3 separate regions of the Homo sapiens genome follow, and regions 1 and 2 are each linked to region 3. Evidence: read pairs that join two places in POLR2A ChIA-PET (ENCODE). Cell type or tissue: PC-9. All regions are shown on one strand. Each heading gives the region's core, and the rest is flanking DNA. Links, peaks and the distances in the headings are about the cores only.

What was found. Peaks named below come from ENCODE experiments on the same cell type or tissue, not always from the same donor. Only the 100,000 strongest peaks of a DNase experiment are listed, where the experiment ranks them.
Region 1: POLR2A ChIA-PET joins it to region 3 with 11 read pairs; 5 of 35 experiments call an interaction of 5 or more read pairs at or near these places.
Region 2: POLR2A ChIA-PET joins it to region 3 with 12 read pairs; 2 of 35 experiments call an interaction of 5 or more read pairs at or near these places.

What each region holds. Positions count from the first base shown.
Region 1 is chr1:1,721,816-1,726,442 of GRCh38, reverse strand. CDK11A (cyclin dependent kinase 11A) reads left to right here and starts at 2,086. Exons shown (of 20, transcript NM_024011.4): 1 at 2,086-2,185; 2 at 3,612-3,735. The coding sequence starts at 3,625. RefSeq lists enhancers at 1,154-1,993, 1,974-2,203. In PC-9, for the core only: CTCF peaks have their summits at 1,426 and 1,629; a DNase peak (open chromatin) is centred at 2,002; H3K4me3 peaks cover 1,661 bases; H3K27ac peaks cover 1,326 bases.
Region 2 is chr1:2,794,729-2,799,355 of GRCh38, reverse strand. The region is part of intron 2 of TTC34 (tetratricopeptide repeat domain 34); the gene reads left to right. Among named protein-coding and RNA genes, the nearest start is that of TTC34, 4.7 kb to the left of the region's middle. In PC-9, for the core only: no CTCF peak of the experiment used is centred there; no DNase peak of the experiment used is centred there; H3K27me3 peaks cover 714 bases.
Region 3 is chr1:1,880,450-1,885,076 of GRCh38, reverse strand. The region is part of intron 1 of GNB1 (G protein subunit beta 1); the gene reads left to right. Among named protein-coding and RNA genes, the nearest start is that of GNB1, 8.3 kb to the left of the region's middle. RefSeq lists a silencer at 2,933-3,227 and an enhancer at 2,942-3,491. In PC-9, for the core only: no CTCF peak of the experiment used is centred there; no DNase peak of the experiment used is centred there; H3K27ac peaks cover 1,013 bases.

The DNA of each region.
Region 1 (4,627 bases), core at 734-3,233, 160 kb after region 3:
GGCTAACACAGTGAAACCCGGTCTCAACTAAAAATACAAAAAATTAGCCGGGCATGGTGGCCCAGCTACTCTGGAGCCTAAGATGGGAGAATGGAGTGGAGGCGGGAGAATGGCGTGAACCCAGGAGGCGGAGCTTGCAATGAGCGGAGATCCCGCCACTGCCCTCCAGCCTGGGCCAGAGCGAGTCTCCCTATCAGAAAAAATAAAAATAGCTAGGCGCAGTGGCTCACGCCTGTAATCCCAGCACTCTGGGAGGCCAAGGCGGGCGAATCACAAGGTAAGGAGATCGAGACCATCCTGGCGAACACAGTGAAACCCCGTCTCTACTAAAAAAAATACAAAAAATTAGCCAGGCGCGGTGGCGGGTGCCTGTAGTCCCAGCTACTCGGCAGGCTGAGGCTCGCAGGATAATGGCGTTGAACCCGGGAGGTGGGGCTTGCAGTGAGCCGAGATTGCGCCACTGCACTCCAGCCTGGGCGACAGAGCAAGACTCCGTCTCAAAAAAAAATAAAAATAAAAAAATAGGGAGATTTCCCCAGTTACCAAGAACTCAGGAAGCAACATTAAGAGCTTGGGGGAGGCCAGGCGCGGTGGCTCACGCCTGTAATCCCAGCACTTTGGGAGGCAGAGGCAGGCTGATCACGAGGTCAGGAGATTGAGACCATCCTGGCTAACACGGTAAAACCCCGTCTCTACCGAAAATAAAAAAAAAATTAGCCGGGCATGGTGGCAGGCGCCTGTAGTCACAGGTACTCAGGAGCCTAATGCGGGCGAATGGAGTGGAGGCGGGAGAATGGCGTGAATCCGGGTGGCGGAGCTTCCAGTGACCCGAGATCGCGCCACTGCACTCCAGCCTGGGCAACAGAGCGAGACTCCGTCTCAAAAAAATAAAAATAAAAAAAGAGCTTGGGTACACAAAGCAAGCAGCATTTCATTCCGGGATGAAAAGAATTCCGATACCCATCGCCCTTCTTGGGCCCTTGTCAGTTTCTTGCCACATCTTTCATTTTCCCATTTCAGGCCCAGTAAATGCGGATGTTTATCTTCCATTGTTTGTTTCCTGAGATTCAGATGTCTAAAGCATTTTTCTGTGACTTTTCAAGGCAAGAGGAAAACCTGACATATGGAAAGGGAATTAATTGCTCGTTTTATCCTCTTCTCCTGCAATGCTCTGAATCCATGGGTTTGGAGTGGGGCCCTGGGAGTTGGGGGAAGCACCATACCCAGTGAGTCTGCACTTTGAGGACCCACTGCCAGTGTCAGCTTCAAAATCACATTGTAAAAGGCCCGGCGCGGTGGCTCACGCCTGTAATCCCAGCACTTTAGGAGGACGAAGCAGGCGGATCACTTGAGGTCAGGAGTTCGAGACCAGCCTGGCCAATATGGCGAAACCTCGTCTCTACCAAAAATATAAAAATTAGCCGGGCGTGGTGGCGCGGGCCTGTGGTTCCAGCTACTCGGGAGGCTGAGGCAGGAAAATTCCTTGAACCCGGGAGGAGGCTGCAGTGAGCCAAGACCACGCCACTGCACTCCAACCTGGGCGGCAGAGCAAGGCTCCGACTCAAAAGTAAATACATGAATAAATAAAATAAAATCACATCGTAAGAGCTCTCCCTGCTTTGTTTCTGAGTAAGGTTCAGAGTTAAATTCCGAGATCGGCCTTTACAAGACACACAGACCTGAGGCGCCTCACGAGGTAACCAGCAGGTAAATGGAGCGCGCTCCACCCACCCGCCACTAGGGGTCCCAGCGGTCAAGGGGGTGGAATGCGGGCGTCCATCGCGAAGGCATTCTGCTCGCAAGCCTTGGCACAGGCGCGGGCTTCGCTACCGGAAAAGTCCCGGTAGGATTCCGGAAGCCGGCCACGCGTTCCGCGCAGGCGCAAACTGCTCCAAAAGTCGGCGTCGCTCTGCTCGGCGCCCCGGCCCGCGCCGAAGTCGGAAGTGCAGCTCACGGCGCAGTTTCTTTTGGAGTCCTGGACCTGAGCAAGCGCTGTTTTATGCGTCATCATCCCGCGCAGACACAGGAAGTGCCGCACAGAGCGAGCCCCTGTCGTCTTGAGTTCTGGGCCAGAGGTCGGCTATTATATCATCATTAGGCGTCAACACAGGAAGTGAGGATACTTCTGGCGAGCGCCGGTTGCTGTTTCTTCTCAGGCTCAGGGACCGGCCGCGGCCCCGTAGGGGTGAGTTCCGACTGGGCGGACCAGGTGTGGGAGCGCGACGAGAACTGCGCACCGAGGTCTTTCTTCCGAGCAGGCCTCGGAGCGGGGCGGACCCGGGCCCGGGGGCGAGCGACACCCTCGCTTCCGCGGACAGTCTCATCCCGCACGGAACTTTGGGTGGTGGAGGCGGCGGGTCCAAACGCTGTCTGGAGCCAACGTCTGCCAGGCTGAACCTCAAGTGTGCGGGACTGAACCCGAGGAAATAGCCCAGTGCCCGGGTCAGGTGGCCTTGTTCGCGAGCACATCTCGGAGCATCTCCCCGGTCTCAAGGTGCAGCTGTCCAGTGTGCTAGTGGCTTCACGTAGTCCAAGCGGTCTTTCTAGCAGATTCTGACAGTAAAAGCAGTGTTTGATGAGTGGCAGGTCCTGAGTTAAGAGCCTTTAAACGGATGATCTTTAATCCGCGATCGATACTATCACGTAGGTGTTGTTATTCTGGTTGTACGGAAGACTGAACTGAGGTGAATTACGTTACCCAAGACCATACAAGAATGACAGAAACGAGACTTGATTTCAAGCGGTCATTTTTCAGAACCCATCACTCTTTTTTGTCGCCCATGCTGCAGCGCAGTGGCTGTTCACAAGCGCACTTCAGCCTGGAACTCCTGGGCTCAATCGGTCTCCCATCTCAGCTTGCAGAGTATATGGGACTACAGGCGCTCGCCACCTTGCCTGGCTTACAACTTATCATTCTTGTTTTTTTTTTTTTTTTTTTTTTTTTTTTTTTTTTTGAGACGGGGTCTTGCTGGAGTGCAGTGACGCGACCTCGGCTCACCGGAACCTCCGCCTTTCGGATTCAAGCGATTCTGCTGCCTCGGCCTCCCGAGTAGCTGGGATTACAGGCACCCGCCACCACGCCCAGCTAAGTTTTGTATTTTTAGTGGAGACAGGGTTTTCGCCGTGTTGGCCAGGCTGGTCTTGACCTCCCGACCTTGTGATCCACCCGCCTCAGCCTAGAGCTTACCTTTTTTTTTTTTTTTTTTTAACCAAGTCTTACTTTGTTATCTAGGCTGGAGTGCAGTGGCGCAGTCTTGGCTCATTGCAGCCTTGACCTCTCTGATTCAAGTGATCCTCCTGCCTCTAGCAGCCTCCTTCCTGTAGCTAGGAATACAGGCACGCGCCACCACACTGGGCTAACTTTTGTATTTTTTGTAGAGACGAGGTTTTGCCATGTTGCCCGGGCTGGTGTTGAACTCCGGAACTCCAGCGATCTGCTCGCCTCGGCCTCCCAAAGTGCTAGGGTTACCGTCTTGAGCCACTGCGCCGGGCACAACTTCTTATTCTTAATGAGGATTTATTCTGAATCCCTCAAAAGTGACTAGGTTCAAGTGTTCAGCACCATAGCTTGCTGTGTCCTGATGTAGGCTGAATTATTTTTCTTTTTGCAGTGTTTTAACTCAAATGGGTGATGAAAAGGACTCTTGGAAAGTGAAAACTTTAGATGAAATTCTTCAGGAAAAGAAACGAAGGAAGGAACAAGAGGAGAAAGCAGAGATAAAACGCTTAAAAAATGTAAGCCATATTTTTTTAAGTAAGTGGTTTTCTTAAAGGAGATTTAATTTCTTTGCCCTCATTTTTCCATTAGAACAACGCTTCTTCGGTGAAGTTCTTTTGTACTTCCAAATGTCGCAGGTGAGCCCAAAATGTATTCTAATATTCAGTTGACATTAAAGGCAGATTTAACACACTAAAGCTGTGTCTAGATTGAGCATACATGGAGAATAAAATACGTTGAATGTTAAGTCATTAGCAAAACTGGACTAATTTTTCTCGGTTCATTATTAGTATATTCATAATACTATCTCTAAGTATTTTTAATATAGTGGGAACTTGCCTTGAAATTAATATAAATATTTTACGTCTTTCTTGGTTTGCATGGTAATGTACTCAGGAAACCTTTTTAGTAATTTGGTAAGAGGCATTGGCAAAGTACCTCTTTTGCTAAGATTTGTAGCATCATTTGGGATGTTAGTGAGTACAGGCATACCTTGCACTTCACTTTATTATGCTTCACAGATATTGAAATTTTTCCAAATTAAAGGTTTGTAGCAACTCTGCTTTGAGTATTTTTCCAATAGCATGTGCTCACTTTGTTAGCTTTTTTTTTGTTTTTGAGACGGAATCTCGCACTGTCGCCCAGGGCCAGGTTCACACCATTCTCCTACCTCAGCTTCCTGAGTAGCTGGGACTACAGGGGCTCACCAACATGCCAAGCTAATTTTTTGTATTTTTAGTAGAGATGGGGTCTCTCCGTGTTAGCCAGGATGGTCTTAATGTCCTGACCTCGTGATCCACCCGCCTCGGCCTCCCAAAGTGCTGGGATTAACAAGCGTGAGCCACTGCACCTGGCCAAAAATTCTTTATATTTTATAACACTGGCTCATTCAGAGTACATGTGAAAGTT
Region 2 (4,627 bases), core at 1,360-3,859, 910 kb before region 3:
GGCCAGGCTGGTCTCAAATTCCTAACCTCAAGTGATCCACCTGCCTCAGCCTCCCAAAGTGCTGGGATTACAGGAGTGAACCACCGCGCCCGGCGCCTGATCTGCATTTTTAAACTTTCCTCTGGCTGCCATGTGCAAAATGTGCCAGAGGAACCAGAGTAAGGACAAGACCTGCTGGGAGGCTGGGAGGCTGGGGGGCCGGGAGGCTAGGAGGCTGGGAGGCTGGGAGGCCGGGAGGCCGGGAGGCTGAGAGGCTGGAAGTCTGGGAGGCTAGGGGGCTGGGAGGCTTGGAGGCTGAGAGGCTGGGAGGCTGGGAGGCTAGGGGGCTGGGAGGCTTGGAGGCTGAGAGGCTGGGAGGCTGGGAGGCTTGGAGGCTGAGAGGCTGGGAGGCTGGCAGGCTTGGAGGCTGAGAGGCTGGGAGGCTGGGGGGCTGCGAGGCTTGGAGGCTGAGAGGCTGGGAGGCTGGGGGGCTGGGAGGCTTGGAGGCTGAGAGGCTGGGAGGCTTGGAGGCTGAGAGGCTGGGAGGCTGGTGGGCTGGGAGGCTTGAAGGCTGAGAGGCTGGGAGGCTGGGGGGCTGGGAGGCTTGGAGGCTGAGAGGCTGGGAGGCTGGGAGGCTGGGGGGCTGAGGGGCTGAGAGGCTGAGAGGCTGGGACGCTGGGGGGCTGGGGAGCTGAGGGGCTGAGAGGCTGGGAGGCTGGGAGCCTGGGAGGCTGGGTGGCTGGGGAGCTGAGGGGCTAAGAGGCTGAGAGGCTGGGAGGCTGGGGGGCTGGGGAGCTGAGGGGCTGGGAGGCTGGGAGGCTGGGGAGCTGAGGGGCTAAGAGGCTGAGAGGTTGGGAGGTTTGGAGGCTGAGAGGCTGGGGAGCTAAGGGGCTAAGAGGCTGAGAGGCTGGGAGGCTGGGGGGCTGGGGAGCTGAGGGGATGAGAGGCTGAGAGGCTGGGAGGCTAGGAGGCTGGGGAGCTGAGGGGCTGAGAGGCTGGGAGGCTGGGAGGCTGGGGGGCTGGGGAGCTAAGGGGCTAAGAGGCTGAGAGGCTGGGAGGCTGGGGGGCTGGGGAGCTGAGGGGCTGAGAGGCTAGGAGGCTGGGAGGCTGGGGGGCCGGGGAGCTGAGGGGCTGAGAGGCTGGGAGGCTGGGAGGCTGGGGGGCTGGGGAGCTGAGGGGCTGAGAGGCTGGGAGGCTGGGGGTACTGGGGAGCTGAGGGGCTAAGAGGCTGAGAGGCTGGGAGGCTGGGGGGCTGGGGAGCTGAGGGGCTCAGAGGCTTGGAGGCTGGGGAGCTGAGGGGCTAAGAGGCTGAGAGGCTGGGAGGCTGGGAGGCTGAGAGACTGGGAGGCTTGGATGCTGGGCAGCTGAGAGACTGGGAGGCTGGGACAATGGTTCAGGAGAGAGTTGATGGAATTCAGATCAGGGAGAAAGGGTTGCAGAGAAACCACATGTCTGAGAGTTAGAAGTGACGAGATTGTGGGTAGATTTAATGGTGGAGAGACAGGCACAGAGAAGGAGGGTCAGGAACGTTTTCTGAGTTCATGATGAGCAACTGAACTGTGGAGGGAAGCGCGGATGGGAAAAGGGGTGTCAGAGGTTTAGACGCCCCCAGTTTGAGACACTGCTCCTGCCCGGTCCCTTCACTGCCTCTTCCTTCTGGAGGAGCACCCAGGGCCACAGCCCAGCCTACTGCCAGCACTCTGCCACCCTCGGATCCCTGAGTGCCTGAGACGAGGCTGCGTCTCCACCCCAAAGGCTGCTGTGTGGATTCAGTAAACATGCACAGCAAACCCTTAGAATAATGTCACCTACTGAGTGCTTTACACACAGTCCTTTGAGCCCATCAAGCCTCATGTCATTAGGCAGCCAGACAGGTGAGCCCTGAGGTGAGAGGAGCTCAGTTTGAAAAAGGGGGGTTTAGGGTCAGTGCAAATGAGAGGTTGAAAGTCAAGGCTCCCGACAGAGGCAGGAAGTGGGGCCACGAGGCATCCTGGAGCAGACAGGACCTCCCTGGCGTGAGTGTCCTGCAAGGCACTGCGGCTCCCTGCCCTTTCCTCGTGCCCCAGCCCCCATCCCAGGCCAGCAGACATCTGGAGGTGAGGATGGCAGTATTAGCTGCCGTTTACTGAACAGCTAGTGGGTGGGCCCCATTTGATGGGTTTGATGTGCATAATCATGGAATCTGCAGAGCAGCCACCATCCCCATGAGACACGGGGCTGCCAAGGGCATACGGAGTGCAGGCAGCTAGGACCTGGCCCCTGGGGTGCTCCTAACCGCCCTCCATACTGTGCTTCTGGGGAGGAGCAGCCCAGGAGGACAGGAAGAAGGAAGAAAATTCGGAGCCCGTGGGGTGACGGATCAGGGCCAGAAGAGAAGGGGGTTTGCAAGATAAAGACAGGTAGGCAGCCCTGAGAGTGGCCACAATGTCCGTAAGGAGAGGACAAGGAGTGTGCGTTGGGCGTGTGGTGCCGAGGTTCTTGGTGACCCCAACGAGAGGGTGGGGCAGGAACCAGTTAGAGAGAGCTGCAAAGTGAGCAGGAAAATTTGTTTCTGGAAATATGCTCAAATATGTTGAGCATTACCAGAAAATGATCAACAAAGTCACACCGAATCGTGAGCTTCTGAGGAAGGAGGGGACCCCGGGTGCCCAGAGCACAGGCACTCAGGGGCTGGTGAGGACCATGCCCACAGCAAGGGGGCTCCAGGAGGGAGGGGGCCTTCCACTTTAATGATCACGCAGGGGCAGGGCATGACTTAAGGGTGTGGGTGGGGGTCACACTAAAGCTCTCTGCAGAAATCCAGAACCCCCCAAGTGTTGCAGGCTTGGGGAATGTGAGGGAAGACCCAGCTCCTCCAGGAAGGCCACCGGAAGCTCGTCTGTGTCTGCCGTGGCTCTGGTGTGTACAGGGAACACCTGCCCTAAGAATTGTGCATCCATTAGACCCAAGTCACTTCGGTCAAGGGACTCCCCACATCGCCAGCACCAGCACAAGCATGGCTTACGATGAGAAGAGAAGAAATGAATTTTCCTATAACAGACTTTTTACAGATGCAGTTTCCTGCAACAAATGACCTTCCATCTGGAGGTTACTTTCCAAAGTCCTTGGAAACATTGCACAAACCAGTCGCTCCATTTGTGCTGCTGTGACAGAATGCCACGGGCTGGGTGATCCATAATGAGTAGAAATGAATGAGCTCCAGTTCTGGACGCTGGAAGCCCAAAACCAAGGCCCCAACAGGCTTGGGGATTCGGATTCCAAGATGGCGCCTTGAATGCTGCATCCTCACTTGGCACAAGACAGAAGAGCAAAGAGGCGAAAGGGGCTGAACTTGCATTAATCCCACCCACAAGAGCAGAGCCCTCATGGCCTAATCATCTTCAAAGATCTGACCTGTCAATACCATTACAATGGCAGTTAAGTTTCAGCATGAGTTTTGGAGGGAACAAACATTCAAACTGTAGCAAAACCCTTCTATAATCTGGGAACTTTCTTTGCCCTCTTTAGTAAGTAGACATGCAGCGATACACGATGTATGAGGACAAGATACAGAATAAATACCACTTTCCCTCAAGGTAGCTGCTAAGTAAGCATCCAGGTACCATGGCTCCCTACGTGTTTGTCTTACCAAAGGACTGGGATGACCACTTCCAATTTGTTTAAGGTTCTTCATTAAGAGCGCTAGGAAAGGTGACAAAGCATAGCTGTGATTCCTGCTTTCCTCCCAGCAAGATGCAGGGTCTGTTCTCCGTACAGAATCTGGCATGGCCTTGTGCCTTGCTGGGACCAGTAGAATATGGTAGAAGTGATGGCTTGTGCTTCAGGAGCCCAAGCCTCAGAGGCCCCACGGCTTCCACCTTCACCTTGGAATTCTCCCAGGGCCATGTAAGGAAGCTGGAATCATGACCAGTGAGAGAACACACAGACAGAGGCTCAGCTGACAGCCATCACCAAGGCCCCGGACACATGAGTGAGGCCACCTTAGAGTCTCTTGTCCGGTAAAGCCACTGGATGGCTGCAGCCACCTGAGTGACCCCTGGTAAGACCAACAGAAGAACTGTCCAGCTTAGGCCAGCCCAAACTGAGGAATAATTATGGGCAAATATAAATGGTTGGATTTTCCTTTTTGAGACAGGGTCTTGCTCTGTCTCCCAGGCTGGAGTGCAGTTGTGTGATCATGGCTCACTGCACTCAATCTCCCAGGCTCAAGCAGTCCTCCTGCCTCAGCCTCCCAAGTAGCTGGGACTATAGGTACACACCATCACAACTGGCTAATTTTTTTTTTTTTTTGTAGAGATGGGGTCTCACCACGTTGCCCAGGCTTGATTGTTGTTTTAAGCCACTAAGTTTTACAGTGGATGGTTATGCAGGAATAGTTAGCTGAAATAACTGCTGACCAGGTCAAAACATCAGTTTTGATGCATTTTAGCCAACATTTCGTCAAATATTATAATATAGAACTTAAAATTTTATGTTTCCAGAATTATATAATTCACTACATTAATAATTAATGGAATAAAGAACATATTATCATTGCAGTAGATTCAGAAAAACTGTTTTATAATATTTCACATTCCCAGAATTTTAACAATCAAGAAACAGAAGAAAACTTACTTAATTGAAAAAGATAATATCTATCCCAAACCCA
Region 3 (4,627 bases), core at 1,067-3,566:
TGATTTAATAATTCATTGCTCCAAACTTACTAATGCATTATATCAAGAGAGGACTTTATGTATTAATTCATTCACCTGTTAGAATTGGAATACTGGCCGGGCACGGTGGCTCATGCCTGTAATCCCAGCACTTTGGGAGGCCCAGGCGGGCAGATCACGATGTCAGGAGATCGAGACCAACCTGGCTAACACAGTGAAACCCTGTCTCTGCTAAAAATACAAAAAAATTAGCCGGGCGTGGTGGCAGGCACCTGTAGTCCCAGCTACTTGGGAGGCTGAGGCAGGAGAATGGTGTGAACCCGGGAGGCAGACCTCGCAGTGAGTGGAGATCGCGCCACTGCACTCCAGCCTGGGCGACAGAGCAAGACTCCGTCTCTCAAAAAAAAAAAAAGAATGGGAATACTAAGGGCATCAGTGGAATGTATTCTTGTTTACTGGTGGGTAATCATGTCTCCATGCATGTCTGTGTGCAGTCCTGTAGCACTTAGAAAATATATTCCCTATGTTGATTACAGACACTCAACTTCTGCCGAGTGTTGTAGTTAATAAAGCTTAAAAAATTCTGGGCTGGGTGTGGTGGCTCATGCCTGTAAACCCAACACTTTGGGAGGCCAAGGTGAGCGGATCACCTGAGGTTGGGAGTTCAAGACCAGCCTGACCAACATGGAGAAACCCTGTCTCTACTGAAAATACAAAATTAGCCCAGACGCGGTGGCTCACGCCTGTAATTCCAGCACTTTGGGAGGCCGAGGAGGGTGGATCAGCCTGGCCAACATGGAGAAACCCCATCTCTACTAAAAATACAAAAAATTACCCAGGCATGGTGATGCATGCCTGTAATTCCAGCTACTCGGGAGGCTGAGGTTGCAGTGAGCCGAGATCGTGCCATTGCACTCCAGCCTGGGCAACAAGAAGGAAACTCCATCTCAAAAAAAAAAAAAAAATTAGTCGGGCATGGTGGCACATGCCTGTAATCTCAGCTACTCGGGAGGCAGAGGCAAGAGAATCGCTTGAACCTGGGAGGCGGAGGTTGCGGTGAGCCGAGATTGTGCCATTGTACTGCAGCCTGGGCAACAAGAGTGAAACTCGGTCAAAAAAAAAAAAAAAAAGTCCGGACACTTTATAATTAGATGAGCATGTCAAAAGAGTCTACAATAGGTTTCAGAAAATTTCTCATAGGAATTTTAAAATAATTCCTAAAATCTAGGGAGTGAGAGAAATTCAGTAGTTTTCAAAAGGATTGGCACTGTCTGAGTTAGAGCCCAGCTCAGCTCTGTTGCCTCACTGGCTGATTTGCAGTGTTAGGACTTTTATTCGCACTGAAAATCAAGATCAGTTCAACTTCTACCCTTCCACTCCACAGGAGCTTTCTGTCCTCCCTGAGCCTGCCTTAATTTAGGCCACCTGCAGTGTTAGGACTTCTGTGTCTGTCCTTATCTGTGAAACAGGCTCCTAGAGCCTCCTTCATGGGGTCATTGTGAGGATTAAATGAGTCCTGATGTGGGCACTGATAACAGAGCTCAGTGCAAGGATTAGCTATTTCTGTTGCTGATGGCCTTGCTTTGTAAAAATTTCTTTTATGGCAAGGTTAACAAATGTTATAAGATGACAGTTTACTGAGATTTTTCTTTTTTTCTCCATGGTTCCAGAAGAATATTAATTCAGGGTGTGGAACATGCATATTAGCTATCTTTGCAAATCCCTATCACTTATTTACTGCCTTACTTTCTACTAAATCTCTCACATCCTTATCTTTTCTTGAAAGGTTTTTTTTTCTTTTTCTTTTTTTTTTTTTTTTGGGACAGGGTTTTGCTGTGTCACCCAGGCTGGAGTGTGGAATGTGATGGTATGATCATGGTTCACTGCAGCCTGGACCTCCTGGGCTCATACGATCTTCTTCTCTCAGTCTCACAAGTAGCTAGGACCACGGGCACATGCCACCGTGCCCAGCTAATTTTTTTTATTGTTTGTAGAGACAGGCTGGTCTCCAACTCCTGGGTTCAAGTGATCCTCCTGCCTTAGCCTCCCAAAATGTTGGGATTATAGATGTGAGCCACAGTAACCTGCTCTTAAAGGCTTTCCTTTACCTTTGTAGAATAATCTTGAACTATGCCTCATTTTGAAAACTGGTAAGTTTATGTCCTTTTTTTTTTTTTGAGACGGAGTCTTGCCCTGTCACCCAGGCTGGAGTGCAGTGACATGATCTCGGCTCACTGCAACCTCCACCTCCTGGGTTCAAACAATTCTCCTGCCTCAGCCTCCAGAGTAGCTGGGGTTACAGGCACCTGCCACCATGCCCAGCTGATTTTTGTATTTTTAGTAGAGACAGGGTTTCACCATATTGGCCAGTCTGGTCTCAAACTCCTGACCTCGTGATCTGCCTGCCTCGGCCTCCCAAAGTGCTGGGATTACAGGCGTGAGCCACCACGCCCTGCCCATTTATGTTCATTTTTTTAGAGAATTCTCCTCCTCCCATTTATGAAGCTAGATTTTTTTTTAATTTCACCAAAATTTGTTGACGTCCCTTGATTTGCTGATAGGGACAATAATTAAATATTTTCCACTTGTTTTTATAAAAACTGTAATGGTGATTTGTTTAACAGATGTTGACTTAGCACCTTCTCTCTTTTTTTTTTTTTTTTTTTTTTTTGAGTTGGAGTCTTGCTCTGTCACCCAGCTGGAGTGCAGTGGCACGATTTCGGCTCACTGCAACCTCCGCCTCCCAGGTTCAGGCGCTTCTCCTGCCTCAGCCTCCCAAATAGTTGGGATTACAGGTGCATGCCGCCACGCCTAGCTAATGTTTTTTGTATCTTAGTAGAGATGGTGTTTCACCTTGTTGCCCATGCCGCTCTTGAACTCCTTGGCCTCCCAAAGTGTTAGGATTACAGGCGTGAGCCACTGTGCCTGGCCCCAATTTAGCACCTTACTGGGTGCTGAGGCTGTGAGCCATAGTAGAATGCATGTGATCCAGGGCCTTGCTGAATTCATGGTCTAATAGGGAGCCTGACACGCAGGCACAGAGCGGAGGGCAGTGGCTGTGGCTCCCAGGGACACCACCCTGTCCAGAGTTCAGTGGCAGCTTCTCATTAAAAAAAGCTTTGAGACCTGAATTGGAGTCTGTCTGGCAGGCAGGTGGGGATGGAGGGGAGGAGTGTATCCTAGGCTGATGAGATGGTGTGTTTTTCATCCGGCAACCAACTGGTCTCCTTCACTGTCTCCAGCACCCCGCACAATACTGTGTGCCAGGTGCTCAGTAATTATTTATCAAGCGCATAAGAGCACAGCACATCCAGGGACGGAAGTTCCAAAGGGCTAGGAGAGTGGTTAGACCTGGAAGCCAAAAGGTTTACAGTCTGGATAAAGAGCTTTTACCTTGAGGCCGGGCACAGTGGCTTATGCCTGTAATCCCACCACTTTGGGAGGCCAGGGCGGGCGGATCACTTGAGGTCAGGAGTTTGAGACCAGCCTGGCCAACATGGTGAAACCTTGTCTCTACTAAACATATAAAAATTAGGCTTGGTGGCGCACACCTGTATTCTCAGCTACTCATTAGGCTGAGGCACAAGGATCACTTGAATCTGGGAGGCGGAGGTTGCAGTGACCCAAGATCACCCTAGCCTGGGTGACAGTGTGAGACTCAAAAAAAAAGAAAAAAATGAACTTTTACCTCGAGAGCTCCAGGAAGCCCTGAAAGAGTTTTAAGGAGATTGATCTGATGGGGATCATTACTTGGTAGTTGAGCGTAGAGTGCTCAGGGGAGGGAGGGGACTCTAGTCAGTTGGCAAAGCTGCTGTAGAAGAGGAAAGGGGTCTGGACCAGGTTGACGATTGATAAGACCTGGTGACCGAAGGGAAGGCGAGAGTGGCGAGAAAGATGTAAATGACCACAGGTTTCCGTCTGCCCTCTGGGTGGCTGTGGGTCATGATGAGTTTAGTTTGTGTGTGTTGGGTTTGAGGAGTCTCTGAGGCTTTCTCATGTTTTGCATCGAGGGTACGGCAGGCCTTATACTTTCTCCTCCCTGTCCTTGGAAAACTCCTGGCTGTGTGTTTGCACAGTTCACTCCCTCTCTCCGTTCAGGCATTTGTCATGTATCCCTTCCTCCGAGGGTGTGCTCTGATCTCATTGATCTCTGCTGTTTTACCCCACTCTTGTCTTCGTAGCCTGATAATGCTCTTCCCACTTCTTCTAAGCTCCATGGACACAGGCAGTCTGGTTCACTGCAGACCAGCCCCTAAAACGGTACACAGTAAATGCTGACGTAGTGACTCCTGTGCCTGTGAGTGGGGAGCTCTGGAAGATAGGTCTGGATGGAGGCAGGCCTTTGGGAGTTAGCAACATTTGGGTGATGATTGAAGTCTTGGGGAGCAGTGGTCACTTAGAGCAGTGGTTCTCAAAGTGTGATCGTGGACCCCTGGGGGCTCCTGAGACAGTTTCAGGAATTCACTTAGTCAGAACTGTTTTCATCATCATATATATATATATTTTTTTTTTGAGATGGAGTCTCTCTCTGTCGCCCAGGCTGGAGTGCAGTGGCGCGATCTCGGCTCACTGCCAGCTCCGCCTCCCGGGTTCACGCAATTCTGCCTCGGCCTCTCCGAGTAGCTGGGACTACAGGCACCCCCCACCA